Linked DNA regions of Homo sapiens: all the other regions are linked to region 1. The links are chromatin loops, found by intact Hi-C in ENCODE. Cell type or tissue: CD4-positive, alpha-beta T cell. All regions are shown on one strand. Each heading gives the region's core, and the rest is flanking DNA. Links, peaks and the distances in the headings are about the cores only.

Region 1 (10,358 bases), core at 812-8,811:
ATAAGATGCTCTTGAAAGGACACTTGCCCAGTAATGGCATATTCACCAATGAACCAGTGATGACTCTAGCTTTGATCCTCTGAAACCAGTGAACTCTGTTTCTAAGCAGCTTAGATGAATCTTTCCCTTTTTAACCAATAAAAGCTTCCCTTTATGCTTCCCTCTTTGGATGCACCAGTTCATGCACCGCTGGTTGTAATCCTCATTTCTCATTTCTGAATGAACTCAATGTAGTTGGACATTTCTTTAATGTCAGAGAGATGTCAGTACTCTTTAAAAAAATTTCAATAAGTTTTTGGGGGAATTGGTGGTGTTTTGTTACATGAATATTTTCTTTAATGGTGATTTCTGAGATTTTGATGCATCTATTACCTGAACAGTGTACATTGTAGTCAATGTGTGGTCTTTGCTCCCTTCCACCCCTCCCACCCTTTCCCTTGAGTCTCCAAAGTCTATTGAATTAGATTGGTGCAAAAATAATTGCGGGTTTTGCCATTAAAAGACGCTTTTAATGGCAAATAATGGTAAAACCCATACTTATTTTTGCACCAACCTAATATTATTCTTATGCCTTTGCATCCTCATAACTTAGCTCCCACTTATGAGTGACAACATACGATGTTTGGTTTTCCATTCCCAAGTTACTTCAGTTAGAATAATGATCTCCAATTCCATCCAAGTTGCTGCAAATGCCATTATTTCATTCCTTTTTATGGCTGAGCAGTATTCCATGGTATGTATATGTGTGTGTGTGTGTGTATATATATATACACACACACACACATATATACATATTATATGGGTATTTAAGTCCTCGATGTATATATGTGTTCACGTCCTTGATTCATCTTGAGTTGATTTTTGTATAAGGTGAGAGATGAGGATCTAGCTTCATTTTTCTACATGTGGCTTGCCAATGATCCCAGCATGATTTGTTGAATAGGGTGTCCTTTCCTCACTTTATGTTTTTGTTTCCTTTGTGAAAGATTGGTTGACTGTAAATATTTGGCTTTATTTCTGGGTTCTCTATTGTTTCCTTGGTCTATATGCCTGTTTTTATACCAGTACCATACTGTTTTGGTGACTATGGCCTTATAGTATAGTTTGAAGTCAGGTAATGTAATGCCTCCAGATTTGTTCTTTTTGCTTAGCTTTGCTTTGGCTATGTGTGCTCTTTTTTTGGTTCCATATGAATTTTAGGATTGTTTTATTTAGTTCTGTAAAGAATGATGGTGTTATTTTAATGGAAATTGCATTGAATTTGTAGATTGCTTTGGGCGGTATGGTCATTTTCACAATATTGATTCTCATGAACATGGGATGTGTTTCCATTTATTTGTGCCATCTATGATTTCTTTCAGCAGGGTTTTGTAGTTTTCATTGTAGAGGTCTTTCACGTCCTTGCTTAGGTATATTCCTAAGTATTTTATTAATTTGTTTATTTTGCAGCTATTGTAAAAGAGGTTGAGTTCTTGATTTGATTCTCAGCTGGTCCCTCTTGGTGTATAACAGGGCTACTGATTTATGTACATTAATTTTCCATCCTGAAACTTTGCTAAATTTATTTACCAGTTCTAGGAGCTTTTTTGATGGGTCTTTAGGGTTTTCTAGGTATACAATCATATCATCAGCAAACAGTGATAGTTTGACTTCCTCTTTACTGATTTGGATGCCCTTTATTTCTTTCTCTTGTCTGATTGCTCTGGCTAGGACTTCCAGTACTATGTTGAATAGAAGTGGTGAAAGTGGGCATCCTTGTTTTGTTCCAGTTCTCAGGTGGAATGCTTTCAGCTTTGCCCCATTCCGTGTAATGTTGGTTGTGGGTTTGTCTTAGATGACTTTTATTACCTTAAGGTATGTCCCTTGTGTTTTGATTTTGCTGAGGTTTTAATCATAAAGGGATACTAGATTTTTGTCAAATGCTTTTTGTACATCTATTGAGATAATCATGTTATTATCCTATCTTTTGTATTTTTTTTTGTTTCAATTTCATTTAGTTCTGCTCTGATCTTGGTTATTTCTTTTCTTCTGCTGGGTTTGGGTTTGGATTGTTATTGTTTCTCCAGTTACATGAGGTGTGACCTTAGATTGCCTATTTGTGCTCTTTTAGACTTTCTGATGTAGGCATTTAATGCTATAAACGCTCCTTTTGTCACTGCTTTGCTGTTTCCCTGAGGGTTTGATAGATTTTGTCATATTATCATTTAGTTCAAAGAATTTTTAAATTTCCACCTTGATTTCATTGTTGACCCAATGATCATTCAGGAGTGGGTTATTTAATTACCATGTATTTGCATGGTTTTGAGGATTTCTTTTGGAGTTGATTTCCAATTTTATTCCACTGTGGTTTGAGAGAGTACTTGTTATAATTTCAGTTTTCTTAAATCTACTGAGACTTGTTTTGTGGTCTATCATATGGTCTTTCTTGGAGAATGTTCCATATGCTGATGAATAGAATATATATTCTGCAGTTATTGGGTAGAATGTTCTGTAAATATGTGTTAAGTCCATTTGTTCTAGGGTATAGTTTAAGTCCATTGTTTTTTTGCTAACTTTCTGTCTTGATGACCTGTCTAGTGCTGCCAGTAGAGTGTTAAATTCCCCCACTATTACTGTGTTGCCATCTATCTAATTCCTTAGGTCTAGTAGTAATTGTTTTATACATTTGGGAGCTCTAGTGTTAGGTGCATATATATGTGGAATTGTCATATTTCCTGTTGGATTAGTCCTTTTATCATTATATAATGTCCTTCTTTGCCTTTTTAACTGTTGTTGCTTTAAAGTTTGTTTTATTTGACATAAAAATAACTACTCTTGCTTGCTTTTGGTGTCCATTTGCATGGAATAGCTTTTTCCATCCCTTGACCTTAAGTGTATGTGAGTCCTTATGTGACGGATGAGTCTCTTGAAGACAGAAGATACTTGGCTGGTGAATTCCTATCCGTTCTGCCATTCTGTATCTTTTAAGTGGAACATTTAGACTATTTACATTCAACATTAGTATTGAGATGTGAGATGCTATTCTATTCATCATTCTATTTGTTGCATGAAATCCTTGTTTTTGTTTTTCATTGTTTTGTTGTTTAATAGGTCCTGTGAGATTTATGCTTTAAGGAGATTCTATTCTGGTGTATTTTTATAATTTGTTTTAAGATTTGAGCTACTTTTAGTAGTTCTTGTAGTGTTGGCTTGGTAGTGGTGAATTCTCTTAGCATTTGTTTGTTTGAAAAAGACTGTATTTTTCCTTCATTTATGAATCTTAGTTTCACTGGATACAAAATTCTTGGCTGATAATTGTTTTGTTTATGGAGGCTAAAAATAGGACCCCAAACTCTTCTAGCTTGTAGGGTTTCTTCTGAGAAATCTGCTCTGTTTGTCTGATAGGTTTTCCTTTATAGATTACATGATGCTTTTGCCTCGCAGCTCTTAAGATTCTTTCCTTCATCTTGACCTTAGATAACTTCATGACTATGTACCAAGGCAATGATCTTTTTGCAATGCATTTCCCAGTGTTCTTTGAGCTTCTTGTATTTAGATGTCTAGATCTCTAGCAAAGCTGGGGAATTTTTCCTCAATTATTCTCTCAAATATATTTTCCAAACTTTTAGATTTCTCTTCTGTCTTGGGAACACCAATTATTCTTAGCTTTGGCTATTTAACATAACCCCAAACTTCTTGGAGGCTTTGTTCATTTTTTAAATTCTTTTTTCTTTGTCTTTGTAGGAGTGGGTTTATTCAAAACCCTTGTCTTTGAGCTCTGATTTTCTTTCTTCTACTTATTTGATTGTATTGCTGAGAATTTCCAGTGCATTTTGCATTTCTCTTAAGTGTGTCCTTCATTTTCAGAAGTTATGATTATTTTTTATTTATGCTATCTATTTCACTAGAGATTTTTCCATTCATATCCTGTATCTTTTTTTGATTTCTTTAAGTTGGACTGCATCTTTCTCTGGTGCCTCCCTGATTGGCTTAATAGCTGATCTTCTGAATTCTTTTTCTGGCACTTCAGAGATTTCACCTTGGTTTGGATCCATTGCTGGTGAGCTAGTGTGATCTTTTGGGGGTGTTAAAGAACCTTGTTTTGTCATATTGCCAGCACTGTTTTTCTGGTTCCTTCTCATTTGGGTAGACTATGTCAGAGGGAAGTTTGGAACTCAAGGGCTGCTGTTCAGATTCCTTTGTCCCACAGGGTTGCTCCCTTGATGTGGTGCTCTCTCCTTTCCCCCTGAGATAGAGCCTCCTGAGAGCCAAACTGCAGTGACTGTTGTTTCTCTTCTCAATCTAGCCACCCAGTGAAGCTACTGGGCTCTGGGCTGGTATAGGGGAGTGTCTGCAGAATCCTGTGATGTGATCCCTCTTCAGGTCTCTCCGCCACAGATAACCAGCACCTGCTCCAATGGAGGTAGCAGGGGAGTGAAGTGGACTCTGTGAGGGTCCTTGGTTGTATTTTTGTTAAGTGTGCTGGTTTTGTGTGGACCTCCAGCCAGGAGGTGGCGCTTTCAAGAGCACATGAGCTACATTAGCACATCAGCACATCAGTATAGGGAAGATTAGGCAGGGGGTGGGGCCATAGGGCTCTCAAGGGATTATGTCCTTTGTCTTTGGCTACCAGGTCAGCTAGAGAAAGACCATCAGGTAGGGGCAGGGTTAGGCATGTCTGAGCTCAGGCTCGCCTTTGGTGAGGCTTGCTGTGGCTGCTGTGGGGGCTGGGAGTGTGGTTCCCAGGCCAATGGAGTTATGTTCCCAGGGGAATTATGGTTGCTTCTGCTGTGTCACACAGGTCACTAGGGAAGTGGGGGAAAGCCGGCAGTCACAGGTCTCACCCAGATCCCATGCAGCCCACAGCCTGAAAGGCTGGTCTCACTCCCAAGGTGCTCCCCCGCCCCCACCGCCCGCCAGCAGCAGCGAGTTTATTTCTAGGTAGCCGGTGAGCAGGGCTGAGAATGTTCTGCAGGCTCCAAGCCTCTCAGCTGAGAAAGCAAGCAAACTCACAGTTCCTCAGTTGTCCCACAGAGCCTGCAGCAGCAATCCACCTCCCTCAAAGGGTCTGTGGATTCTTTCAGCTTTCCTGGTATGTTCTTGTGGCAGTTCTTAGAGCAAAAGTTCATGGTGTGTGTCTACACATGCCACTCTGTCCGACCTAGTGGGGGCTGCAAGTTAGTTTTGCCTCCTATCCGCCATTTTCCCTCTATTGGAAGTACACTTGAAGTGAGAGTACCTTTGGAAAAGATTGGTGACTCTTGGAACTGGGTGAGGAACTGGGTAGGTAACCACAATTGAGCCCTTGGCAATCTAAGCTTCCATGGATCATCTTTCTTCTGCCCAGGTAAATCATCTCTCAGATTGCGTTCCCTCCCTTTGGTAGCAGCTCCCTATTGACTTATTCAGGATCTGATTGGGTTAAGATGCCTTGCATCCTTTTTGGGACTATATAAGACTTTTTGTCTTTTTTGGAAAGTTATTTCTTTTAGAAAGACAGTTTGTCTTTCTGGTCCTGGTAAGTGCACTTTTGGTTTCAGTTTTGTTCTGACTTGTTTGTGTATGCTTATACTTTCATTTGCTGCTTGATTCTTTTCTTCCTCTATTTCTAAACATCTTTTGAAAGAAAAATTTACTTTCTCAAAAGGTAGGCACGAGTTGGCCGTTTAAAAGCCATTAGGGCAATTGCCACCATTCTATGAGGGATGTCAGTATCCGAAGAAAAAAAATCTCTTGTCAGGATAAACTAGTGCACAAACAGCCAAATTACCACTAGGGGGCCTGCCAGTCTCAAGAAAAATTTTGCGCGTCTGGGGAAAACTTGCTCATGGGACAGGCAATGAGAGTGCAGATTGCTTGCCAAGTAAAACAAAAATCCGGTGCCAGGCACACTGTAAAACAAAACACCAGTCCAAACGCCTATCATTCCCTGACAGGGCTCTGCTCTTCGGGCTTTTCTTTTGCTCTCAAGAGATTAATAAGCAGAATGGGATCCCAAAATCCTAAAGCACGTAATTATAATCCTCCTGGGACCCCTGCAGGCTCTATGTTTTAAAAATTATGGTCCTTTGTCTTGTGTACAATTTTAAATCAATAGCTATAGCACACCCAAACTAATTTGGATCCTCAATGGTCATACTGGGGGGCATTTGAGCTCCCCAAACTTGTTTTGTTAGAACAAAATTAGAAGACTGTGGTCCTAATATTAAGCAATCTGAATGGGAAACATACTTTAATTGGTATCTCAAAGCTTCTAAGTACATTCAGGATTCTACAATTGCCTCCTTATGAGATACCATGTCAAAATTAACTGAGACAAACAAATAGTTAAGGAAGGACAAGGCTTGAGGATCCCAGACTTGTTCCTCGTTGGAGGAGACCTCCTCTTCTCTTTCCCCTGTTCCTTCTCTCTATTTCTTCTTTGAGTGAATTACCTTTCCCTCTGGATTCCTCAGCTCCCACTACCCCTGAACCTGGTCCTGTTAAAACCTGTCCCTTGAAAGTTAAATTCACTGATGATTCCTCTAAATCCTAAATTTCTTTTGTTCCTTGGAGCAAGGCTGAACTTTAAGCCATTGCCGCAGAATTCCCAAAGGTCATGGAGACCTTTCAAATTTGCTGATAAAATTAACACAGTATTATAATTTCGACTTATCATCCAGGTTTTTCTTACCTGTGCCAGTTGGTTCATATACTTTTTGTGAAGGCCAGGCCCAATATTGAATGGCCCAGGCTCCTTGATGTGACCCTGAGAGGGCTTTAGGCAAGAATACCCCAAAAGACTATGACAGAGCCTGAAGCACAGTGAGCAAGCAAGCAGACAAACAAACAAAAACAACAAAACTTCATGAGGCTATTCTTGAGGCTTTTCCTGAAACCTGAGATGAATAAAATCCAAGACTGTACCCAAAACCTAATGAACCAGATTACGACTATTACAGTTGGCTCCGGGTTGTATTTGTAGAAAATTCTGGATTACCTATGGATGCCGAATCTACTCAAGTAGGCTGTAATTCTAAGTTTGCAAATGGCCTTTCTCAAGAACTTTCTCAGCTTGTCAAAAGAGTACACATGGAATGGAAAACTATGTCCACTTCTGATTTGGTTAATCTGGCAAATCACCTTGCCTGCACCCCTGAGGACAGTACTAAAAACCACTAACATTCGTAATGTTACAATTACAGCAAACTGAGGCTCCCAGACATAACACTAGGCAGAGACTCCCTGGGCTGTGCCAACGTTCCAGATGGCTGGAAGAGAGATTGCTGCAAGAGAAAGGGGGAATTTCATTCCCAACTCCCCCATCTCTTCTCCCATCTGAGACCACTTTCAGTGAAGGGGCTCCAAGGACTTATGGGGGATTTTCCCACTTCTCCCACTTAATTTTCTGAGTGAAATGATCCTTCAAATTAGGAGTGTTTTTTTTTTGGCGGGGGACAGAGTTTCTCTCTTATCTCCCAGGCTGGAGTGCAGTGGTGCGATCTCGGCACACAGCAACCTCTGCCTCCTGGGTTCAAGCGATTCTCCTGGCTCAGCCTCCTGAGTAGCTGGGATTACAGGTGCCCACGACCATGCCCAGCTAATTTTTTTGTATTTTTAGTAGAGACGGGGTTTCACCTTGTTGGGCTTCAAACAACTGGTCTCGAACTCCAGACCTCATAAGCCACCTGCCTTGGCCTCCCAAAGTGCTGGGATTACAGGCATGAGCCACCACATCCGGCTGGGAGTGTGGTCTTAACTGTGCTCATTGATGCCACAGCAATATTTTTCATCCTTAATCCCCCTAGCCTCAGTCAGCCCCTGCCTCAGAGTAATAAAAAGATTACAAATGGTGAGTTTCCAAAAAGCCACTGACTACTTTTGTTTCACAGCCCATTTCTTTCCATCTTGGTCTTCTCTCCAAGACACCCACACCTTTTGCTTGTTAATTCTGCCCCGCTCCACCACCTTGGATGTGATTTTTTTGAAAAATACCATGCTAAAATTTCTTTTTCCCAAGAGGGGGAAATAATTTTAGAATTTGATAAACTAAACTGTCCTCACTCAACAGACTCCCCCAATTCTGTCATTTGTTATGTCATTCCCTGTTCAGAAAACAAAAATAATGTCACTCATTTAGTGCTGAATCAAATACCTGTCTCTTTAAAGGCAAAATCATTCACTGATATTTTCAAAATTCATAGTGTACCTCTTATTAAAATCCAGATTAACCTATTAAAACCCTTGCTTAATATTAAACAGCCACTAAACCAGATGGCACTGCAAGGTATTAAACTTATTATAAAAGAATATAAAAAACAGTCTCATTATTCTCTGTACCAGTCTTTGGAGTACCCTGATCCTACCTACTAAAAGACCAAACAACCATGGGAGGAGGTTTGTTCAGGAACTCTCTCTGAGTTATAAACCATAGTATTATTACAAAGCACCCAGTGGTTCCAAATCCCCATACTGTATTAAATCCAATACCCATTGATAGCAGATTCTTCACCATCACTGATCTGTGTATTACATTATTCATTATTCCAGGGGATCAAGCCAACCAATATCTTCTTGCCTTCACCTGGGAAGGCCAACAGTTCACCTGGACATTAATGCCTCAGGGGTTTACTGAAAGTTTTTCCTATTTTCTCAAATGTTAAAGGCAGACTTAGAGGATGTAATTTTTCTCCAAGGCTCTTGTTTACTACAATATGTAGATGACTTCCTTCTTTGCTGTCCTTCACAGGCAGCCTGTGAAAAAGACAGTGTATACCTATTAAAGCAAGTGGCTGCTTAAGGTCATAATGCCTGTAAAGAAAAACTGCAGTGAGTAAAAACTCAGGTGAAATAATAAAGCCATTTAATTTCAGAGAATGAATTACATTTAGAACCAGAACAGATTCAAGGCATTTTACAATTTCCTCAGCCCAAAAGAAATGCCAACTTTGTGAGTGGGTTTCTTGGACTCACTGGCTACTTTTGAAACTGAATTCCCAACTTTTCTTTTCTGGCCCAACTCCTATGTGCTTTACATAAATTTACCAAACCTGACCCCATTACTTGGACAAAATCATAAGGGTAAGTTTTTAAAAAGCTAAAGGAGAAATTGATAAATTCTCCAGTTCTAGGTAATTCTAATCATAAACTCTTTTTTTTTTCTCTTTGTCTGTGAAAAGGAAGAAAATACTTCAGGGATCTTAACCCAAAAGCATGGAGGTCCACACCATCCTCCAGGATACTACAGTTGACAACTGGATCCCATCTCCTGTGGATTCCCTCTCTGCCTAAGAGCAGTCCCCGCTGCATCCTTGTTAGTCAAGGCGACTGAGGAGATAGTCATGGGATTCCTCCCTGACTGTGTTTTTTCCTCATGCCATGGAAGCCGTTTTACACACTCATCACACTTGGCATTTTTCTGCTAGCGGACTAACCTCCTATGAACCTCTTCTACTTACTATTCATCATATTATTCAATCATGCTGCAATAACCTTAACCCTGTGGCTCTCTGGACCTCTCCATCAGATGAAACACCACATGGCTGCTTAACTCTGACAGACCAGCTTTTAATTCCTTGGGAGCAATTCCTGTGGACAATGCTGAGTTGTCCTGGTTTACAGATGGCTCACATTTAAAGAATGAGTCTGGCAAGTATTGTGCAGGCTGTGCAGTCGTGACTTCCTTTGAGATTGTGAAAGCAGCTCATTTACTATTAACTACTTCAGCCCAGCAGGCAGATCTGTTTGCCCTCGCTTGAGCCTGACTCCTTGCTACAGGAAAGACAATGTTTATGTAAGCAGCAGGTAAGTGATATGGCTTGGCTCTGTGTCCCCACCCAAATCTCATCTTGAATTGTAGTTCCATAATTCCCATGTGTTGTGGGAGGGACCCAGTGGTAGATAATTTGAATCATGGGGAGCAGTTTCCCCCATACCGTTCTCATGGTAGTGAGTAAGTCTCATGAGATCTGTCGTTTTATCAGGGGTTTCTACTTTTGCGTCTTCCTCATTTTCTCTTGCCACCACCATGTAAGAAGTGCCTTTCACCTCCCACTATGATTCTGAGGCCTCCCCAGTCATGGGGAACTGTAAGTGTAATTAAACTTCTTTTTCTTCCGAGTCTTGGGTATATGTTTATCAGCTGCATGAAAATGGACTAATACAGTACATTGGTACTGGAAGTGGGGCACTGCTGAAAAGATACCCGAAAATGTGGAAGCGACTTTAGAACTGGGTAACAGGCAGAAGTTAGAACAGTTTGGAGGGCTCAGAAGAAGACAGGAAAATGTGGGAAAGTTTGGAACTCCCTAGAGACTTGTTGAATGGCTTTGACAAATGTATTGTTAATGATATGGACAATGAAATCCAGGCTGAGGTGGTCTCAGATGGAGATGAGTAAC
Region 2 (10,358 bases), core at 1,359-9,358, 350 kb after region 1:
GTTTGGGAGGCCGAGGTGGGCGGATCACGAGGTCAGGAGTTCGAGACCAGCCTGGCCAATATGGTGAAAGCCCATCTCTACTAAAAATACAAAAATTAGCAGGGCGTGGTGGTGCATGCCTGTAATCCCAGCTACTCGGGAGGCTGAGGCAGAAGAATTGCTTGAACCCGGGAGGCAAAGGTTGCGGTAAGCCGAGATTGTGCCACTGGACTCCAGCCTGGGTGACAAAGAGAGACTCCGTCTCAAAAGAAAAAAAAAAAAAAAAGACTTCATAAATCCACTGAAGTAGTTTTCCCTGGATCTTTTTCACATGAAATATAAAGAGACCGATTTTTAACACCTTAAATAAAACAAGTATATCCAAATGACCGACTCCCTTCCCGGCAGTCCCCTTGGAAGAGCTTAGGCTTATTCCAGTGAGGCTGCTTCAGCTCCAGGGATTTTTGCACCCCCTCTTTGCAAGGTCTTTGAGCCACACGAGGAAATCTACCTCTTCTCACCCGCCACATTCCCTGAGTTTATCCTCAAGTGACTTCTGGCCATTTCAGAATCAATTCATCTCACCCTCCCAGCACCGATATTTTCAACCCTTCAGTTTATTCAGAATAATGTGTAGTGAACCACCTCCGCCAGAAAAAATAAATAATTGCACTGCAAGAAAAGAATTTCAGAGTCTGCCTCTACAGCCTCATTTGTCATGTAATCTTTGTGCATTGTAAAGTAAGGCAGCCTTCATTTCAAAGGTATAGCAATTGGGGAGATTTTAGTAGTAAAAAAAGCTCACATCACAAATGGTAAATTGATTACTCCTTCTAAGGGTACAAAGAAAATTTCTAGAACCTAAGTCTTCTTTCATGCAAGGGCTTCCACAGGGAAAATGCAGCCATTAGGGATGCAAAATAAAAACATAAAGACTTTTTCTTGATGCAAAAATGACTGCTTTAAAATACTAGCAATGGGCCGGGTGCAGTGGCTCATGCCTGTTATCCCAGCACTTTGGGAGGCCAAGGCGGGTGGATCACCTGAGGTCAGGAGTTCAAGACCAGCCTGGCCAACAGGGCGAAACCCCATCTCTACTAAAAATACAAAAATTAGCTGGGCGTGGTGGCATGTGCCTGTGATCTCAGCTACTCACTCGGGATGCTGAGGCAGGAGAATCGCTTGAACCCAGGAAGCAGAGGTTGCAGTGAGTCGAGATGGTGCCATTGCACTCCAGCCTGGGTGACAAGAGTGAAACTCCATCTTAAATAATAAAATACAATAACAAAATAAAATCAAATCCTGGAAAAGCATTGATAGTCCAAGAAGCTGACAAAGCAAGCAGTTCAGCTCACTCTGAATCATTGATGCTTCCTCCAACTCACTCTATCCACAGCTCTTCTGTCCCGCTTCCTCCACATCCTTTACCTTTACATACCTGTACTGCTTTCTCCTTTTTTTGTCACATATTTTCCCACCTCCTTCCCTTTTTGTTCTCTGCTCTCTCGCTCATCTACTATTATTTACTGGTGCCAGCCCCCATACTAGGCACTAAGACTATAAATAAAGTCCTTGTCCTCACGTGCAATACAGGAACACAGTTCATGATCAAAGCCAGAAGAGAGATACAACATGCTGTGGAGCAGGGGTCTCCAAGCCACAGGCCACAGACAGGTACCAGTCCATGGCCTGTTAGTAGCCAGACCACACAGCAGGAGGTAAGCGGCGGGCAAGTGAGCACTACCACCTGAGCTCCTGTCAGCTCAGCGGCAGCATTAGATTCTCATAGGAGTGCAAACCCTACTGTGAACTGCACAGGCGAGGGATCTAGGTTGCCTGCTCCTTATGAGAATCTAATGCCTGATGATCTGAGGGGAACAGTTTCAGCCCAAAACCATTCCCCACCTCTGTCCATGGAAAAATTGTCTTCCCTAGTGCCAAAAAGGTTGGGGACCACTGCTATAGAGGAAGCATGACTTGGGTTGGAAGGGAGAGGAGAGTTAAGGAAAACTCACAGAGTGTGGTAGGTTACATCAATTGTGCTGGTTCCTCAGCCATCCCTGATGCCATACCTTTGAGCCATGTAACTTTGCCCTCCAACCACGACTGGGGTCTCAGCCACGCAACTTGCTTTGGCCAGTAAGATATTAGGAAGCATGATTTTAGCAAAACTTGAAAGGTATTTGTGATACTGGCTGGGCGAGGTGGCTCTTGCCTGTAATCCCAGCACTTTAGGAAGCCAAGGCAGGCAGATGACCTGAGGTCAGGAGTTCGAGACCATCCTGGTCAACATGGTGAAACCCTGTCTCTACTAAAAATACAAAAATTAGCCAGGCATGGTGGTGGGCACCTGTAACCCCAGCTACTCGGGAGGCTGAGGCAGGAGAATCACTTGAGCCCAGGAGTCGGAAGGTGCAGTGAGCTGAGATTGCACCACTGCACTCCAGCCTGGGCAACAGAGTGAGACTCCAACTCAAAAAAAAAAAAAACTATCTGTGATATTGGGCTTGTTCGCTTGTGTTTCTCTCATTGCCATGAGAAGGACATGTCCACCTAGTCCCCTGGTCCCAAGACAGGGAAGAGAGACACCTGGGGCAGGGCTGCTGTAGCCAAGGTGATCTAAGCAGAACCCTCAGCTGACCTGCAGATGTACGAGCAAAGACCAGCCAAGATCAGCCAAGCCCCAGCTGTCCCATTGACACATGAGTGATAATGAATGACTCATGTTTTAAACCACTGAGTATTGAGATGGTTTGTTACACCGTCATAGCAAACTGACGCAGCTCCCATAACTATTTCTGATATTTGCCTTTTTCACCGATGCAGTCTGGCTAGCCCCTTCAGTGTCCTGAGGGCTGATTGATCCATCAACATATACTTGCTTTCTCTGTTTGCTTTTGGGGATTTATATGTAAGTATGTCTCCGCCCGCAAGACTAGACCAATCTACCAGGGATTCTTTGAGGGTAAAAGTCAGGTTTTTCCACTGGCCTAGGAACTCCTGGAATAAGGGCCCCAGCTCCCCTTTTTCAATCTCAGGATCACATCCATGTCCTCACTATAGACACTGTTTCCTCTCCTGGTTGCCTTCTTTGGAGGCTGTCATTGAACCCACACACAGATTCAATTTAGACTGGAACATTTTCAGCTAGTCTCTGGTGAGAAGGAAAAATGAAACTGGAAAGGCATTGGTTACTGGAAGGATGACATGAGTAAAACAAATCAAATCACCATTTGTTTGGCAAAGAGCTCAACTTCACCCACACAGACACCACCACCTACTTCATTTTCTCTCCAAGGACCACAGAACAACTGGCAGGTTGTGGAGAAACCATGACCAAGACCATCCCACACACATCACGAAATCACATCACCACAGACCTTGGAAACCATAATGACATGGTAGGAAGTTAACTCAGCACAGGCCAGATGTGGTGCCAGTGGCTTTACATTCCTTGTACTCATAACAATTTAATACTCATAACAATCCATTGTGGCACACATTATTGTCTCCATTTTACAGATGAGAAAATTGTGACTCAATGAGGCAACTTGCCCAAGGCTCCAAGATAAAAATCAGTGGAACTAATATTTGAGCACAGATCTGGCTCTGGGCAGAAATGAGAGATAGCAAAAGCCCTCCCCTCCCCTGTTCTGATTCCAGACCACTCATCATGCATGAGAATCATGTGACATGCTCATGGGAAATGCATTTTTTTTTTTTTTTTTGAGATGGAGTTTCACTCTTGTTGCCCAGGCTGGAGTGCAATGGCGCAACCTCGGCTCACTGCAACTTCCGCCTCCCGGGTTCAAGTGATTCTCCTGCCTCAGCCTCTCAAGTAGCTGGGATTACAGGTGCCCACCACCACGCCCAGCTAAATTGTTTGTATTTTTAGTAGAGACAGAGTTTCACCATGTTGGTCAGTCTGATCTCAAACTCCTGACCTCAGGTGATCCACCGGCCTTGGCCTCCCAAAATGCTGGGATTACAGGCATGAGCCGCCGCACCCAGCCAAAATTGTTTTTTAAAAAGGAAATGGGATAAGGAAAGGCTGGATGGGCTGGAGGTGCTTCCAGGCAGGTAGAGAACTCTTTGGCGTACCAAGATGATGACAAGGAACTGAGGCCTTGGGAGTAGAGGGAGAGCTACATCAAAGACAAAGCCACAGAGTAAGAGCTGCATTTCCTGACCACCAACTACAGTAGTCTGCTCAGCTGCCCTAAAAAAATACCACAAACTGAGTAATGATAGAAATATATCTTGTCACAGTTCTTGAGGCTGGAGGTCCACCAACACCATGGTGCCATAAGGGTTGGTTTCTGGTGAGGGATCTCTTCCTAACTTGTAGACAGCTGCCTTCTAGCTGCATCCTAGCATGTATCTGCTCTGTGCACATGCAGAGAGCAAGGGAGCTCTGGTGTCTCTTCTTTTAAAGACAGTGGTCTTACTGGATTTGGTCCCCACCCTTATGACTCATTTAACCTTAGTTACCTCCTTCAGTGGCCCTATCTCCAAATACAGTCACTTTGGGGGTTTGGGAATTTGGGCTAGGTTGGGGACGGTTCAGTCCATAACACCAACTATGGGGCAGGCACCCTTCAACTGTTTCCAAGAGCCTCTTTTGATAAACATTATTATTGCCTGTTCATGGGTAAGGCTTCCCAGACAGTGGTAAAATTCTGAGTTCTGAGCTCTGAGTTCCTAGGTTTAAGTTCTAACTTTACTATGTACTAACTGGTTGACCTTGGGCAAATCATTTAACTAAAAAATGAGGAAAATAATATAGCTCTGAAGTGGTGAGAATTATCTAAGAAATAAATATAAACTGCTTAGAAGCCAGGCATGGTGGCTCTCACCTGTAATCTCAGTACTTTGGGAGTCCCAGGTGGAAGGATTGCTTTAGCCCAGGATGTAGGGAGACCCCCTGAAACTATTGCTACAGAATAAAAGATGAAATGCTCCTGATTATTGTAAATACAAAATTGCATGCTGGATTGTGTAAAGACAATGCCAGGTTGGACTGCCAGAACGAGCCAACAGCGCGTGATGTGCTTCCCCCTGCAGAGAACCTATGAATGGACGTGCAGTCAGGGAGGTTTCACATCACCAAGATTCCTATCCCAGAAAAGTAGATGTTCATAGCTCTGGGAATGGAATGGAACCCTTGTGGAAAGCCTATAAACGGATGCATGGGGGGGCGCCTGTCCATATGGATAAGATAGGGCTATAAATGCCCTCATCTTGCCACAGCTCTTCCAGGCCTCTTTAGGGTTAGGGCATACTCCCTTCTGAGAATTTCTGGTCTAACCGGTTCTCTAGCTTCACGTCCTGTTTCTATGGATTGTTTGTAACCAGCTTTTGTTGCAATTGTTACTACTGATTAATAGCTTGCTAATCATAGGTTACGGAAAGATTGTGTTTCTGTTTTAAGGCTCTGTTAGAAATTACTGATGCATGCACTATATTGTAAATTCTTATCTCTGTATACCGTACTTCTACGTACAAATGTACTGTACTTCTACATACAAATGTTATTACTTCATCCCCATGTGACCATCTCACCTCATAATCAAATGACCCTAAATCCCTCACTAACCCACCCCCGCTGTCACTAAACTTAATAATAAATGCTGGTATATCCAGTGCATTGTTGGCACCACGGGACCAGAAGGCGGTGACCCCCCCTGGACTCAGCTTTCACTATCTTGTGTGTGTCTATCATTTCTCAACCTGCCGATCCACCTGGGAACAAAGAGAGAGCCCCGTTGCACTGCAGGCTGCTGGCCAGATCCCACAATACCAGGAATTTGAGGCTGCAGTGATCTATGGCTGCACCACTGCATTCCAGTCTTGGCAACAGAGCAAGACCCTGTTTCAAAAAACAAAACAAAACAAAACAACAGACTGAAAAACAAAGTGCTTCCTTACTCTCACTATGACAGGTCTAGGGGACACAGGTAGTAAGTCACTGGAAACAAATGGTGGGATTGGGATTTGAAACAAAGATTGTACTCTTAACTAAGAAGCTATGTCTCCTCGAGTCACCCACCTTGCAGCATCTTGGGGCTGGTGGGTGCCGCCTGCCTTCCTGTTCTCTTCTGTCTGTTTTTTTCTCCCCCTTAGTTGACCATGATCTGAAAGTCAAGTGTATATATGTTGTCTTCATCAAATACCATTTTGTTTGCTTTGTTACTCATTATTTAAAGTGTGTGTATTTAACATTTTCCCGTTCTCATTCCTAAAAACAAATTCTCTAACATTATTCTTACATGGTGCTACGTATCTCCCTCAGGCCCCTACTCTGCAGTCTGTAGCACAGCGTCCATAATGGGAGCAAAACAATTCATTCCTTCTCCTCTGCTGCCACCGCGTGGCCATTTTGCATTATAACCCGCATTTCTGCAAAGTAACCAGGAGGTAACAACCTCTTTGGCAAGGCTGAGGATTTAACTTGATCTTGTTTGTTACCTGGTTCTCAGTGAGCATAGGTAGTAGACGTCTAATTAAAAATATGTAACATTTATGGAAACATGATATAAGAGATGATCTTCTGCCCTATTGTGGTGAATTCCAGCCTACTCATGTTGCCTTGGGGATTTTCCCCACTGAAGGAGCATATATTAACTGATGCCAGCTCAGATCAGAGATCAGAGATGACAGGACACAGTCCCTGTCCCCAAGGAAATACTAGTCTGGTCTGTAAACAAATCCAGTTCAACTTTGGCTACCACACACGCTGAAGACAGAGTTACCCTACAGAAAAGAGAGACAGAGCTATTCAAGTCACCAGGATTTCCCATCTCACACTTCGGAAAAACTTTAAATATTTCTTTAAGTTGAATTAAAATAATAGCATGATGACAACAATAGATAATTTATTGAGACATTTCTATGTGTTAAGCAAGGTGCAAAGTGCGTTCTGAGTATTAACCCATTGACCTCCTTTTTTCTGAGATGGAATCTCACTCTGTTGCCCAGGCTGGAGTGCAGTGGTGCAATCTCAGCTCACTGCAACCTCTGCCTCCCAGGTTCAAGCGATTCTCTTGCCTCAGCCCCCCAAGTAGCTGGGATTACAGGCGTGCGCCACCATGATCAGCTAATTTTTTGTATTCAGTAAAGAGGGGGTTTCACCATTTTGGTCAAGCTGATCTGGAACTCCTGACCTCAGGTGATCCGCCCGCCTCAGCCTCCCAAAGTGCTGGGATTACAGACATGAGCCACCGTGCCCGGCCCCATTGACCTCTTATCCCAACTACTGTTATCCCCCTTGTACAGGTGGGAAAATGGAGGCAAGGCTAGTGTTGGATGGACCCAGGTTTTGAGCCCCCATTTTCTTAACCAGTGTTGCCATCACCTGTAGGAAGACATGTCACAGTATGACTGCCTCTCTCTGAAGAGACAGCAAAGACTTAGGATCCAGAGAGGATGTGAGGTTTGAGCTGAATTTTCAAGGATAAATAGGATTTATTTGAGTTGACAAGGGGAAATTGGTTTTTTTTTGGGGGGGGGGTTGTTTGTTTGTTTTTTGAGACGGAGTCTCGCTCTGTCGCCCAGGCTGGAGTGCAGTGGTGCGATCTCGGCTCACTGCAAGCTCCGCCTCCCGGGTTCACGCCACTCTCCTGCCTCAGCCTCCCAAGTAGCTGAGACTACAGGCGCCCGCTACTACGCCCGGCTAATTTTTTGTTTTCGTATTTTTCGTAGAGACGGGGTTTCACCGTGTTAGCCACGATGGTCTCGATCTCCTGACCTCGTGATCCGCCCGCCTTGGCCTCCCAAGGTGCTGAGATTACAGGCATGAGCCACCGCGCCCGGCCGGAATTGGGATCTTAAAGCCCTTTTTTAATAAGTGGGATCAGGGTTTTGTAGAGGATGGATAGTTTAAAAAAAAAAAAACAAAAAACTGATGACCTCTATGGATCTAAGGAATGTTTGCTAGGTGCCTCACCATGCTAAGAACTTTAGCTCATTGAACACTTCCAGCCACCCTGTGAGATAGTTGCTATGATTATCCTCACTTGGGAGATCACAGCTCAGAGACACCAAGAAATTTAACCACAAGCATTCACAATCCAAAATAAATTCTTGGAGTGGAGGGAATCAATGGGAGTGAGGCTTCTCTGAGAACACAACTTCATATTCTGTTGGCTTTTAAACTGGGTAAATGTTTTATATGCTCAAAAAGGTGGAACCAAAAAGGATGTATTGGAAAAAAAAAAAAAAGCAAACGCTAGGTCAAACACAGTGGCTTACGCCTGTAATCCCAGCACTTTGGGAGGCTGAGGCAGGAGGATCGCTTGAGCCCAGGAGCTTGAGGTTGCAGTGAGCTGTGATTGCGCCACTGCACTCCAGCCTGGGCAACAAAGTGAAACGCTGTCTCTTAAAAATGAAATGAAATTAAAATAAAGAAAATCACCTTTACGCATACCCCCAATGTAATAATTTGGTTCAGGCAAGGATGCCAAGACTATTAGGTGAAACGTTATTGTAAGAAGAGGATATTCACACAGTCTCAAAGTATCACAACACAGATTTCTTTCTGCTAACAAAGGGGAAATAATTTTACTATATGAAGATTTGTCATTCACCACCTTAACCAAGTGATTAAACTTAGCATCATCAAGCTGACATCAGATACTCCCTGACTTATGTAGTAAGAACTACACAACATCACCTCTGGTGATTGTATTATTGCCAGAAATAAGGAAACAATCTGAGAAGCCAGAAATTGGAGCATTTTTTATGACAGTTGGCCTGGATTCTTTAAAAAGCCTCAGCAGAAGGGTGGCCAGGCTGCCAGGTGGCTGGGCATGATGGACCCAGCTGCCGGTCTAGCCCTTCCTTATGCCCAGGCTTAGACCCATCCCCAGTCACCTAAATGAATAAATGGTTAAAAGTCACTGATAAGGCTGGGTGTGATGGCTCACGCCTGTAACCCCAGCACTGTGGGAGGCCTAGGCCGGCAGATCACTTGAGGTCAGGAGTTCGAAGCCAGCCTGGCCAACATAATGAAACCCCACCTCTACTAAAAAAAAAAAATACAAAAATTAGCCACATGTGGTGGTGCACACCTGTAATCCCAACTACTCAGAAGGCTGAGGCAGGGGAATCGCTTGAACCTGGGAGGCAGAGGTTACAATGAGCCGAGATCATGCCACTGCACTGCCAGCCTGGGCATGGGCAACAGAGCAAGACTCCATCTCCACAGGAAAAAAAAAAAAAAAAAGACTGATATGAGCCAGGCATGGTGGCTCACCCTGTAATCCCTGTACTTTAGGAGGCTGAGGCAGGTGGATGGCTTGAGCTCAGGAGTTTGAGACCAGCCTGGGCAACATAGTGAGGCCCCGTCTCTACAAAAAATACAAAAATTAGCTGGGCACAGTGTTCCACACCTGTAGTCCCAGCTACTCAGTTGACTGAGGTGGGAGGATGGCTTGAGCCAAGGAGGTGGAAATTACAGTGAGCCAAGCTCACACCACTGCACTTCAGCCTGGGCAACAGAGCCAGACCCTGCCTCAAAAACAAATCACTGATATGAGAAACAAGAACAAAGGCAAGGGGACTATACTAGCTTAAGAGACTAAAGTCACAAAAATGAAATGTGTGAACTTGATTGCGTCCTGAATTTTTTTCAAAGAATATTAAAGAAATTTTGGGAACAAATAGAGAAAATTGATATGAACTGTGTTTTAGATATTGTTGAATTACTGTTTATTCTCTTGAGTGTAACAATGGTATTTTGGTTATACAGGATCAAGACCCTTTTCTTAGGAGAGTCAGTGAAGTATTTAGGAGCAAAGTCAAGATGTCTGCAAACTTACATCTCAATAGTTCCGCCAGGCGCAGTGGCTCACGCCTGTAATCCCAGCACTTTGGGAGGCTGAGGCGGGCGGATAACGAGGTCAGGAGATCAAGACCATCCTGGCTAACACGGTGAAACCCTGTCTCTACTAAAAATACAAAAAATTAGCCGGGTGTGGTGGTGGGTGCCTGTAGTCCCAGCTACTTGGGAGGCTGAGGCAGGAGAATGGCGTGAACCCAGAAGGTGGAGCTTGCAGTGAGTCGAGATCGCGCCACTGCACTCCAGCCTGGGTGACGGTGAGACTCCGTCTCAAAAAAAAAAAAAAAGTTCCACAGAAAACAGAGATAAACAAATGCAGCAAAATATCAACTTTTGATGAAGCCACGTGAAAGATATACAGATGTTAATGGTAATATTCTTTTCAGTTTCCTATAGGTTTCAACGTTTTCCAAATAAAAGATTAATAATTAACTAATACAATGTGAGAGTCTGAAGCATCTGACGAAATCATCTAGCCAGATGCGTGGCTCACACCTGTAATCCCAGAACTTTGGGAGGCTGAGGCAGGAGGATCGCTTGA
Region 3 (10,358 bases), core at 1,462-9,461, 890 kb after region 1:
GATCTGAACCCAGCCAAGACTCCCTGACTGCAGGGCCCATGCAGTTAACCACATTCCCATATCACAGATCTGATGCACAGCCTAGCACAGACCTGGCTCTTATTTTAAGAAAAATGTCCCTGTCCCCGCTAAGCATTGCCACTTTCATCATGACATTTGATTCTATTAACAAACCCGACAGGTGGTCAGGGAGCATGTGGTCTCTCTCAGCTGAGGAAGCTGAGGCTCAGAGAAGGACGTGAATCGTTCAATGTCCCACAGCCCCAGATGAAAGCCAGGCCTCCCTGAGGCCTCCTAGCAATGATCACAATGTGTCTTATAACAGCTCAACCCCAGGCATGTCTGCTTACGCCAAGACTGCACTCCTGGAAGGCAGAGGCTGTGTCTTGGTTTTGCCGGATTCACTAAAGGTCCTTATTGAATAGCAGAGGAAGGAAGGAAGAGAGGGAGAGAGGCAGGAAGGGAAGGAGGGAGCAAGGGAGGGAGGTAAGCAGGCTGATATAGTAGGTAAACTGTCTCTTGTCATCTTTATGCTGCTCCTGCCATAGCTCCCCACACACCCCCCCACCCAGTAAAACATACACTGGAACACATGCTCACACGCTCCTGTCCAGGGTGAGGTCAGTGTGGCCCCTGAGCCAGGCTGCCTGGCACGTGGCTGTGAAATCGACCCAGGCACTTCTGAGGGGCCAGGTGTCCTTGGCCTCCCACAGGAGGTGGCACTTTGCCAGACCCTTGCAGAGGGTGGCGGGGTCTCCAGGCCTGTCCCTGGATGTGAGCACAGGGACACGGCAGCTCTGCCCTGTCCACCGGCTGCTGGCGGGCCTCCCGGGCTGTGCAGTGCGCTGGGTACACAGGTGTTTGGGCTTTTATGATTGCATAGGGGTCTGTGTGTCTGTGGATGTGGGACTGGTGTGTTTGTAGATGTGTACTGAGGATATTTTTGAATCTTGTAGGTGTGTTGTGTATCTCTGCACATATTTGCATTTGTGTGGGGGGTGTGTTCTGTGAGGGTTCTGTATCTGGGTATTTCGATTTCGAGTGTTGGGATAGGTGTGTGCGTGTGTGTGTGTGTGGATGTGAATATGTTTGTGTGTATTTGGGTGCTCTGGGGGGCATTGTGTGGATGTACACACACGTCTATCCAGACTAGTGCATGTCTGTGTTAGCCAGTCTATGTGTGTTTGTAGAATCTTGTATGTATACAGATATTTGCGTATCTGAATTTGGAGAGCATTTCCGGCATGTGGGAGGGTGTGTGCGCGCGCGTGTGTGTGTGTGTGTGTGTGCGCGCGCGCGCTACGTGATGCGTGTGTGATGTCGGATGTCTGTGGGGGTGTATGTGTCATATGTGTGGTTTGTAAGGTGTGGAGTGCTGTGTGTATGGTGTGTATGTGGTCTGTGATGTGTAGGGGTTATGATATGTGTGTGTGTGTGCATGCTGTGATGTGTGTGGCATGTGATGAATGTGTGTGGCATGTGATGTGTGTGCTTATGCGATATATATGGTGTGTGATGTGTGGGGGTTGTGTGGTGTGTATAGGTGGTGTGTGATGTGTGGGTATTGTGTGTGATGTATGTGTTGTGATGTATGTGTACACTGTGTGATGTGTGGGGGTTGTGATGTGTGCAGGTGTGTAGTGTATGCTGTGTGTGGGTTGTTTGTAGTGTGTTGATGTGTGTGTTGGTGTGTGTATGAGGGTGTGTGGTGTGTGTGTTGTGATGTGTGCAGGTGTGTGGTGTGTGATGCACCTGTGTGGGTGTGTTATGTGTGCAGGTGTATATTGTGTGTGATGTGTGTGGGTTGCATATGTGTAGTATGTGTGTTATGTGTATGCTGGTGTGTGTGTGTGATGTGTGTGGAGGGTGTGGTGTGTGGGTTGTATGTTGTGTAGTGATGTATGTAATGTATGTTGTGTATGATGTGTGTGTTGTGTGATATGTGTGGGAGTGTGTGTTGCATATTATGTATGTGTTGGTGTATGAGTGTGTGGTGTGTGTGGGTATGTGTATATGATGTGTGTGTTGTGTGATGTGTGTGTGTTGTGTACAGGTGTATGGTGTGTGATGTCTGCAGGTGTGTGTTGTGTGTTATGTGTATGGTGTGTGTGAAGTGTGGGGGTTGTATGTGTTGTGATGTATGTGGATGTGAAATGTGTGTGTGTTTGTGTGGTGTGTGATGTCTGGGGGTTATATATGTGTAGTGTGTGTTGTGATGTATGTGGGTGTGTGATGCGTGCGTGGGTGTGTGTGATATGTGCAGGTGTGTGTGTTGTGTGTGTGGCGTGTGATGTGTGGGGTTGTATGCATGTAGTGTGTGTGCGTTGTGATGTATGTGTGTGACGTGTGGGGGTGTGGACGGGCATGACGTGTACAGAGAGAGGTCCAAGCATGAAGATCAGGAGTCTTTGTTCCAACTTTGGCATGTGACGTGGGTCAGCCCCTGCCCCTATCAAGCCTCGGTTTCCCTGTCTGGGCAGTGAGCGCCATGTTGTTCAAGGGGGACTGCATTTCGGGGTGCTCAGCCGCACAGAGAAGGCAGCTTCCGGGGAGCTCTGCCACGTCGCGGGCATGTCTCCTTGCAGGTTGTAAAATCCTTTTGGCAGGATTTGGGCTTGGGCTTGCTCTTTCCATCAGATTTAATAGGAAAAGGGTTTCCTGTTTCGGTGTCTCCGTTTGTTATTCATTTCTTGTTTTCATAAAATGTTAAAAGACTGTGCCATTTAGACAAGTAGAGATGCCAGTCACTTTCCCTAAAATTGTCATCCTGTCACTCCCTGCTCTGCAGCTGGGGTGATCCTTCCCAAATGCCAAGCTGCCATGACACTGCCCTGCGGAGATTCTTCCCAGGATCCCCTCCTCTCTGGTGGCCGTGGACTCCCAGTGGCCCCCTCCTCTCCAGCTGCCTCCCTGCTCTCTGCACCGCAGCCTTGCCACCCTCTGTCCCCTTCTATCCGTGTCTCTGCCAGCCTCCCCTGCCTCCAGCCTCTGTCCAGGGATATTCCCTTGTCCTGGAATGCTGCTCTCCTGACTCCCATCTCTCCCCTCATTTCCTCTGGCTAACTCCTCTCCATCCTTCCCCCTCTGGATGCTCTGAGGAGGATCAGGTCTGACTGTGAGCTCCCCAAGGACGGGCAATCTGGTTCTCCCTAGTAATCTCAGCACCTACCATGTTGCCCAGCACACAGGAGGTGTTTAATAAACACTTGGCGAGTGAATTAATGCATTATGAATGAATGGATGATGTCCTGTCCAGCTTTAGCTTCAGTGGCCGGAAGACCCGAACCCAGGGTGAGGACTCAGATGGCATCTCCATCAGAAGCAACTGCCTCCAGCTTCAAACTGTCCTGAGCCCTGACCCTGGGCTGACTGAGCCCTGATCCTGGACTCAGACTAAGCCCTGACTTCAGCTGCAGACTGAGTCCTGACCTGAGACATTTAGCTTTGACTCCAGACACAGACCGAGTTTAACCCCTTCCATGAAATCATTGCTGGGGAGAGTCCTGGGCTGGGAGTTAGAGGTCTCAGTTTGAGCCTTAGCTCTGCCACGGTTCTCTGGGTGACCCCAGAAGGTCCTATCCCCCTGTACCTCAGCATCACAGCAAAATAGGTGCATCTCCAGAAAGTACAGAACACCATTGAAATATGGCAGCCAGTCCGAGGGTGGTGGCCCCTTCCTGTAATCCCAACACTGGGAGGCCAAGGTAGGAGGATCACTTGAATCCAGGGGTTTGAGACTGACCTGGACAACACAGCAAGACCCCATCTCTAAAAAAATAAAAATGAAAAAATTAGCTGGGCATGGTGGCACACACCTGTAGTCCCAACTGCCTGGGAGGCTGAGGCAGGAGGATCCCTTGAGCCTGGGAAGTTGAACCTGCAGTGAGCCAAGATCATGCCACCGCATTCCAGCTTGGGTGGCAGCAGAGACCCTGTTTCTAAATAAAAGAAAAATAAATTTTAAAAAATGTGGCAGCCATTCACGCTCGGGCCCCACCCACGAAGCTGCTGTTAATCCCAACCCCAGAACATTCCTGCGGGGTAAAGGTGTCCCAGGATTCTGGGGCGGGGGGTGGCTCACGGGAATCCCCCCTTACCTCGGTTTTTGTAGGAAGGCTCAGGAAGGGGTTTGGAAGGGCTGCTGTGCTCTTTCCGCTCAAGAGTCCATTCCATCCCACCTGGGGTGCTCTGTCCATGCGACCTTGGGTGAGTCACTCCCCTTCTCCCGTAGGGGCAGGGGGCGGGAACAGGGTTAGAAGGGCCCAGCCTGGCTGTACTTGTCTGCAGTTCCTAAAGTCTGCCTCCGCCTGCTCCCGCCTCAAAAAGACCCCTCTCCACTGCCAATTCGGTGCCTGAAGGAGGAGGTGGCCCAGAGACAGTGAGGCCACTGGACTTGGGCGAGGCTCCGATAGGACCCCCAGGACCTACATCTGAACGGTGAGCTGGGTTCTATCCCCCTCCCAGAGCGGGTGGAAGCTAAGCTGGTTGGAGAGGGGAGCCTGGGCCTATCCTGGAGCTCCCTCTAGTGTCTGAAAAGGGGCCTACAGTCTAACCTTCATCCAGGGGAGGACTGGGGGTTGTTTGTCCTGGCCACCCTCCCCAAGCTGTTTTGCCAGCCCCCAGTCTCTACCCTCACTCCTGGGGGTTCACCAAGCTGAGATCCTGGGGATACACTAGGGCTATTTCCCTTGTTTCAACCCCAGCGGACACCAAATTCTATTGTTCCTGATGCCCAAATGCCCACTCCTGCTCTCTGTGACTCCACCCAACCCCGTCCTGATTCAAGCTTCGTGGCCTTTCCCTGGGTGATTTCAACGCATGCACTCCTTCAGTGCAGCTTTCACTCTTCCCAGAGGGAACTCTGCCACATGCAAACCTGGCCACGTCGTTCCCCTTCTTTCACCTCTTCTATGGCTCCCCAGTGCCCTCAGGACACAGTCCAAATCCTTAGCACCTTACAAAGACTGTGCCATCTGTCCTCTGCCGACCCACCAGCCTCACTTCTAATCATTGCCATTTTGCATCCTGACCCCGGGTAATAATGACCTGTCTGCAGTTCCTGAAGGTACAATGCCCTCTCTCACACCTGACCTTGGACCATCCTTGGTTTTCAGCCAGGTATGCCTTCTGCCTCTTCTCCACTTGGAAACTCCTGTTCTTACTCCATGGTGGTACCTCCCCTGGGGAATTGCCCTTTTGCAGCTGGCCTTCTCTTGGGCTTCCCACTGGGCTCTAAGCCAGCCCCTCTCTGCCTTGTCCTTGAGTCTGTTCCTCTAGACATGAGCTCCCCAGTGGTGAGGGCTGAGTGAGTCTCATCTGTGTATTCATCATCCTACCACATGCCTGCCTTAGGATGGGTACGGATGCCTACACTGGTGAGGAGAACAGGGCAGGATCAGTGCTGGGGGCCTTACGGGAAGCCCAGGGGTCTGTCGGAGCCTAGAAGAGGCCCCGACGAAGCCTGGGGGTTGGGGGAGGAGCAGAGAAGTCTTCTCTGAGGAGATGATGCCAGAGTTGGAGTCTTCAAGGATCAGTGCAGTGTCAAGAGGCACTCAGTCAGGTGGGGGCGGGGTGGGCATTCCAGGGAGCAGACCCTGGCATCAAAGACTTGTGGGCAAAACCTGGCCACTGGCCCAGGGGTGTGTGTGCATGTGTGTGTGTATGTGTGAGAGAGAGAGAGAGAGATTTTAGTAGGGGCAGAGGGAGAGACGCTGAACGGTAGAGAGGTGGGCAGAGGAGCTGGGGGCTGAGGATATTGATCTGTGTTTGTGCCAGGGACTGAGTTATGAAGCGTTCTGGGCATGAGTCTCAGGAATTTAGACTTGGCCTTCGTGCAACTGGGGGTCACCAGGCAAGAGACACAGTTGAGATTTGAAAAAAATCCCTCTGGCAATTGGTGTAGAACCCAGGGGCCTCCTGGGCATCGTTTTGGGCATTTGTGGGGTGCTTTCAGTTATCATGATGACTGGGGGGTACTACTGTGAGTTAGTGGATGGGGCCTGGGATGCCAAACACCCTGTGATGTTGGGAACAGTCCACATCATGAAGGGTTGGCCCATGTGCCATTTGATTTTGCATTTCCCACCAGGCACGCGTGCAGAGGGAAAACACCTGTCTGTAATTGTCTAAGATTAGAGCACATGTCTGGCTTGCATAGAAACGGAGAGCATCTTTGCGTGGTTTTTAGCGAAGACTGATTTGCCAGAACTATGCCTTCCATGCACATTTTAGGAAGATTGCGCCTTATCTTGTTTGGAGCCTTACCCAGATTCGCCACCATTTTGAAAAACTACATACTTCATGGCAGATCTTCTCATGGGATTTGAGCGGCCAACGGGACCTTCCCCACATTGGTGTGCATCTGTGGCTGTCACCTTCAGTGGAGTTCTGTGTAGGCACACACTTCTCATTGCTTTATTGTGTCTGCTAGCATAGTGTACTCAACAGGAGCATTTACAATTTGAAATAATGGATCACCTTAAATTACCTTCGTTATGTATTCTTTTTTTTTTTTTTTTCTGAGACAGAGTCTCACTCTGTCTCCCAGGCTGGAAGGCAGTGGCACAATCTCAGCTCAGTGCAACCTCCACCTCCCGGGTTCAAGCGATTCTCCTGCCTCAGCCTCCTGAGTAGCTGGGATTACAGGTGCCCGCCACCATGCCTGAATAAGTTTTGTATTTTTAGTAGAGACGGGGTTTTGCCATGTTGGCCAGGCTGGTCTCGAACTCCTGATCTCAGGTGATCCGCCCACCTCGGCTCCCAAAGTGCTGGGATTACAGGCATGAGACACAGCGCCCGGCCCTTTATGTATTAATTTAACCAACACTCATTTAACTCTTGACATTGCCAGACACTTTTCTAAATGCTTGATGAGTAATTATTTAATCCTCAAGACAAGTCTATGCAGTAAGGTGCAGTTGCTGTCTCTTTTTTTTACCAGGGAGCTAACTGAGGCACAGAGAGGTGACTTACCCAAGGCTGGAGTCGGGCAGACCCAACTCGAATCCTGCCAGGCACTGGTGCTGGGCCAACCTCACTTCTCTGTGCCTTGGTTTCCTCATCCATAGAATGGGGCCAGTGCTGACCTTGCAGTGCTGCTGGGAAGTGGAGAAGCCGGGATTTGAATCAGCATCTGTGCACCTCACCACTGGCCTATAGTGTCTGCCTCTGATGTTTCAGTTAGGGCATTGGGTTGGTTTTCTTTTGGAAGTTACAAGCATACATATGTTGAGACAAGGTTAAGTGCCACTGGTGGAGAGCCTGTGAGAGCTGGGCTGGGAGGGAGTGGAGGTCTGGTCACTGAAGCTGGGGCATGGACACGCTTGTCCAGGGAGGAATGTGGAGTGAGGAGGGCAGGGGGCTGGAGACAGACCCGGACAGGTCACAACATTCTGGGAGGAGGAGTGAGGAACGGTTAACAAGGTAGAGAGACCAGGGTAGCAGGGGTTGGGGAGCCCACAGGGACAGAGTTCCAAGAAGGAGGGCATGGGTGACAATGGAGAAGGCCTTAGAGAAACCCAGTGAGGTCAGGGCTGATGGTGGCCCCAGACTCAGACACAGAGGGAGCAGGGGGACCTGGGCCGTGAGAGCCGAAGGGGCCTCAGCTGGAGCTGCAGTCACTCTCACCCCAATACCCAATGTAGGGAGAAGGAGGGGAAGAAACACCCCAACCTCCATCTCCTCTCTCCCTGGCATCTCCGGCCTGTGCCTCCCACTGGCTCACCTTTCCAGGAAGCAGATGGAAGGAAGCCAGCATGACACAGCCCACAGGTGCCAGCAGGGCAAGGGCGGCTCTGGGTGGGGAGTAGGGACAAACAGAACAACCAGTGAGACCCTGAGAAGGGAGATGTGAGACCCTGGGGAATGATCCAGAGCAGGAGTCACCTGGAAGGGTCTGAAGGGGTTCCTTCTGGTGGGCTCCTCAGTGGGGAGGGTCACTATCCTCCCACGACGAGGCTCTGACAGCAGCCGCCCAGTCCTTGCAATGTTCTCAGGCAGATGCTGTGATGATCCCATTTACAGATGGGAGAACTAAGACGCAGAAAAGGAACAGACCAACAAAAGCTCACCTAAGGGCAGAGAGCAGGAACCGGATTCAAACCCAGGTCTGCCTGATGCCAAAGCTGGGACTCCCAACCACTGAACCTTGCTGTCGCATGTGCCCATCAGCTTGAGAGTTGGTGGGAATCCCGGCCCAGGACAGCGTCCCCTCAGCCAGGGAGGTGGCAGCAAGTCATGCTCAGGCTAGTGGAGGGGCAGTTAGTAACCTGCAGTCGGAGGTTCACCAGTGGAAAGGCTGGAGTCGGGCAGACCCAACTCGAATCCTGCCAGGCACTGGTGCTGGGCTGCTCACCTCTCTGTGCCTCGGTTTCCTCATCCATAGAATGGGGCCAATGCTGACTTTGCAGTGCTGCTGGTGGGTGGGGGGGGGGTAAACTGAGGTTATGTCGATTCCCTTCCCAGGTGGGGAGGACAGGGGAAGTGGATGCACCTGGGGGACCATCTCAGAGGAGCTGGCCCACTCTTACTGCCTTCTCCAGATCCGGACCAGGGAGCGGTCAAGATGGTGTGCCCTTGTCTGACCTCCGTCCTGCCTGCTGTCCAGCGACTCCCTGGCTTCCTCCCCGTCACGTGGGACTCCTGTACCCGGTGCTGTCGGGGGAGCCCCCCTCCATACCCTCCAGACCTCACAAGACACTTCCAGGTCTGGCCACAAGGTGGAGTGTGGCGGCTGCAGGACAGTGCTGGGGGCCGGGCTGCAGAGGAGACTGGACCTGCGCCGGGTGACCTCCCCGCTCTGTGAAAGTGTGGGAGTTTGTGTCTGTGCATCCAGAGAACCAGAGGGTGGTGGTTGACTTGCCGTGCTCCCCCCAGCCCCCCATTGGGATTGCCTGGGTCTCTGGGGGATCACTGAGAAGCTGGATAAAGAGAGCTGGCACTGTCGCCTTGGCTCACTAACGCCACCATTTTACAGGTGAGGAGACTGAGGCCCAGAGAAGGAAGTCACGTGCTGAGGTCACCGGCTAATCAGTGGCTGAGCTGGGCTCGAACCCAGATCTCTTACGCTGTGAGGCCTCTGCTTTTCCTGTGGCATGGAGAGGGGCTTCTCCCACCTGGGGAGAGGGATCCTGTTGTATTGGAGAGGCAGGGGATTAAAGATGGACTGAGAGAGGTTAGTGTCCCAGAAACCAAGGGGCAATCCCTGCCCTGGAGAGAACAGGCCTCAAGGGCAGGGATGGGGCAGGGGCAGTGGATAAGGAGTCTACCCAGGCCTTTTTGGGTTCCCTCCTTTGGTCCCTGGGGACCCAGGGCTGTGGCACTTGCCCCGGGCTAGAGGGTCGGCCAGGGCCTGTGTGGTGCCCACTGCTCCCTCCCCTGCACTGCAGGGGACCCTTGCCCATCCCTCTAGCTCATCTGGACCTCCCTCAATGGCTCCTGCTGTCTTTCCAGGCTGTGTCCTCCCGTGTCAGGGACACATCCCAGAGCCCAGGGCCTGCGTGGGCTGTATCCACGGTTACTGAATAGGGACAAACAGGCATGTATTGGCAGGGGCCGGTGGCTCATTTCAGGAAAGTCCCTTCAGCAAGAGGATTCTCTCCCCACTGGGGCTGAGGGTGGTAGAAGAAAGGAATGTTGTTCTATGTTGTAGTGTCTCTGAGATGACCTGGCTTCCTGAACCAGGTCCCCCTGAAGAGCTCCTCCTGTCCACCCCAACAAGAGGCCAGCTGGAGAGCAAGCAAACATCGAGTGCAGCAGGAGACTATAAGGTTAGACAACAAGAAGGACTTCCTGGCAGGGGAGAGCAATGCTTGCTTGGTTAGAGCTGCCTTTCAGTAGAATGGGCTGCTTTGGATTGCAGTGAGGTCGCTGGAGTTGCAAACAGCAGAGCCAGAGATCAAGGTCAAGTGGAAGAAAGCTGGGAAAGGTTCAGTTTGGCTGGTGAAGGGTGGAGAGGGTAAAGGGAGGCAGGGACCACCGTGGTGCAGGGGTGAGGTGCCCTGCAGGGAGCTGATCCTGAGGCCGATGGTGGGAGGAGCTGTGTGTGGTCGGGTGGGACGGGGTGGGGACAGCAGGAGACACTGAGAAGGTGGCATGGCCAGGAGCTAGGGGCTGACCGAGTGTGGGGAGGGGGGAGTGGGGAGGGGGCGTTGGGCTGCCCGATGGGAGGTGCCTTGGCTCCGATGGGAGCACTGGGGAGCAGCAGGTGGGGGGACGAGCTGGGTGGGAGGGGCTGCAGCTTCCCAGCAGAGACAGGGTCTGGGAGGCGACTGGACTCGAAGGCCTGGGCTTGGGAGAGAGGCCCGGGCTGGAGAGGTGGGGAGGGGGATCCAGGAGAGGGGATAACTAAGGACTTGGGA

What was found. Peaks named below come from ENCODE experiments on the same cell type or tissue, not always from the same donor. Only the 100,000 strongest peaks of a DNase experiment are listed, where the experiment ranks them.
Region 2: a loop joins it to region 1, with 10 times the contacts of the local background. A loop is called at or near these places in 103 of 110 quality-filtered maps.
Region 3: a loop joins it to region 1, with 6 times the contacts of the local background. A loop is called at or near these places in 27 of 110 quality-filtered maps.

Annotation. Positions count from the first base shown.
Region 1 is chr9:122,459,424-122,469,781 of GRCh38, forward strand. It overlaps a transcript of OR1J2 not described here. Among named protein-coding and RNA genes, the nearest start is that of OR1J1, 13 kb to the right of the region's middle. RefSeq lists an enhancer at 4,327-4,828 and a silencer at 5,820-5,869. In CD4-positive, alpha-beta T cell, for the core only: CTCF peaks have their summits at 5,752 (motif pointing right) and 5,957; DNase peaks (open chromatin) are centred at 4,498 and 5,778; H3K4me3 peaks cover 1,381 bases; H3K27ac peaks cover 658 bases; H3K27me3 peaks cover 602 bases.
Region 2 is chr9:122,804,168-122,814,525 of GRCh38, forward strand. No RefSeq gene overlaps it. Among named protein-coding and RNA genes, the nearest start is that of OR1K1, 9.2 kb to the left of the region's middle. RefSeq lists a silencer at 6,244-6,413. In CD4-positive, alpha-beta T cell, for the core only: CTCF peaks have their summits at 6,333 (motif pointing left) and 6,533; a DNase peak (open chromatin) is centred at 6,334.
Region 3 is chr9:123,345,523-123,355,880 of GRCh38, forward strand. It overlaps a transcript of CRB2 not described here. Among named protein-coding and RNA genes, the nearest start is that of CRB2, 5.5 kb to the right of the region's middle. RefSeq lists enhancers at 3,704-4,205, 4,206-4,705, 8,638-9,137, 8,806-8,975 and silencers at 8,496-8,605, 8,626-8,675. In CD4-positive, alpha-beta T cell, for the core only: CTCF peaks have their summits at 4,504 (motif pointing left), 8,750 (motif pointing right) and 8,950; DNase peaks (open chromatin) are centred at 4,509 and 8,709.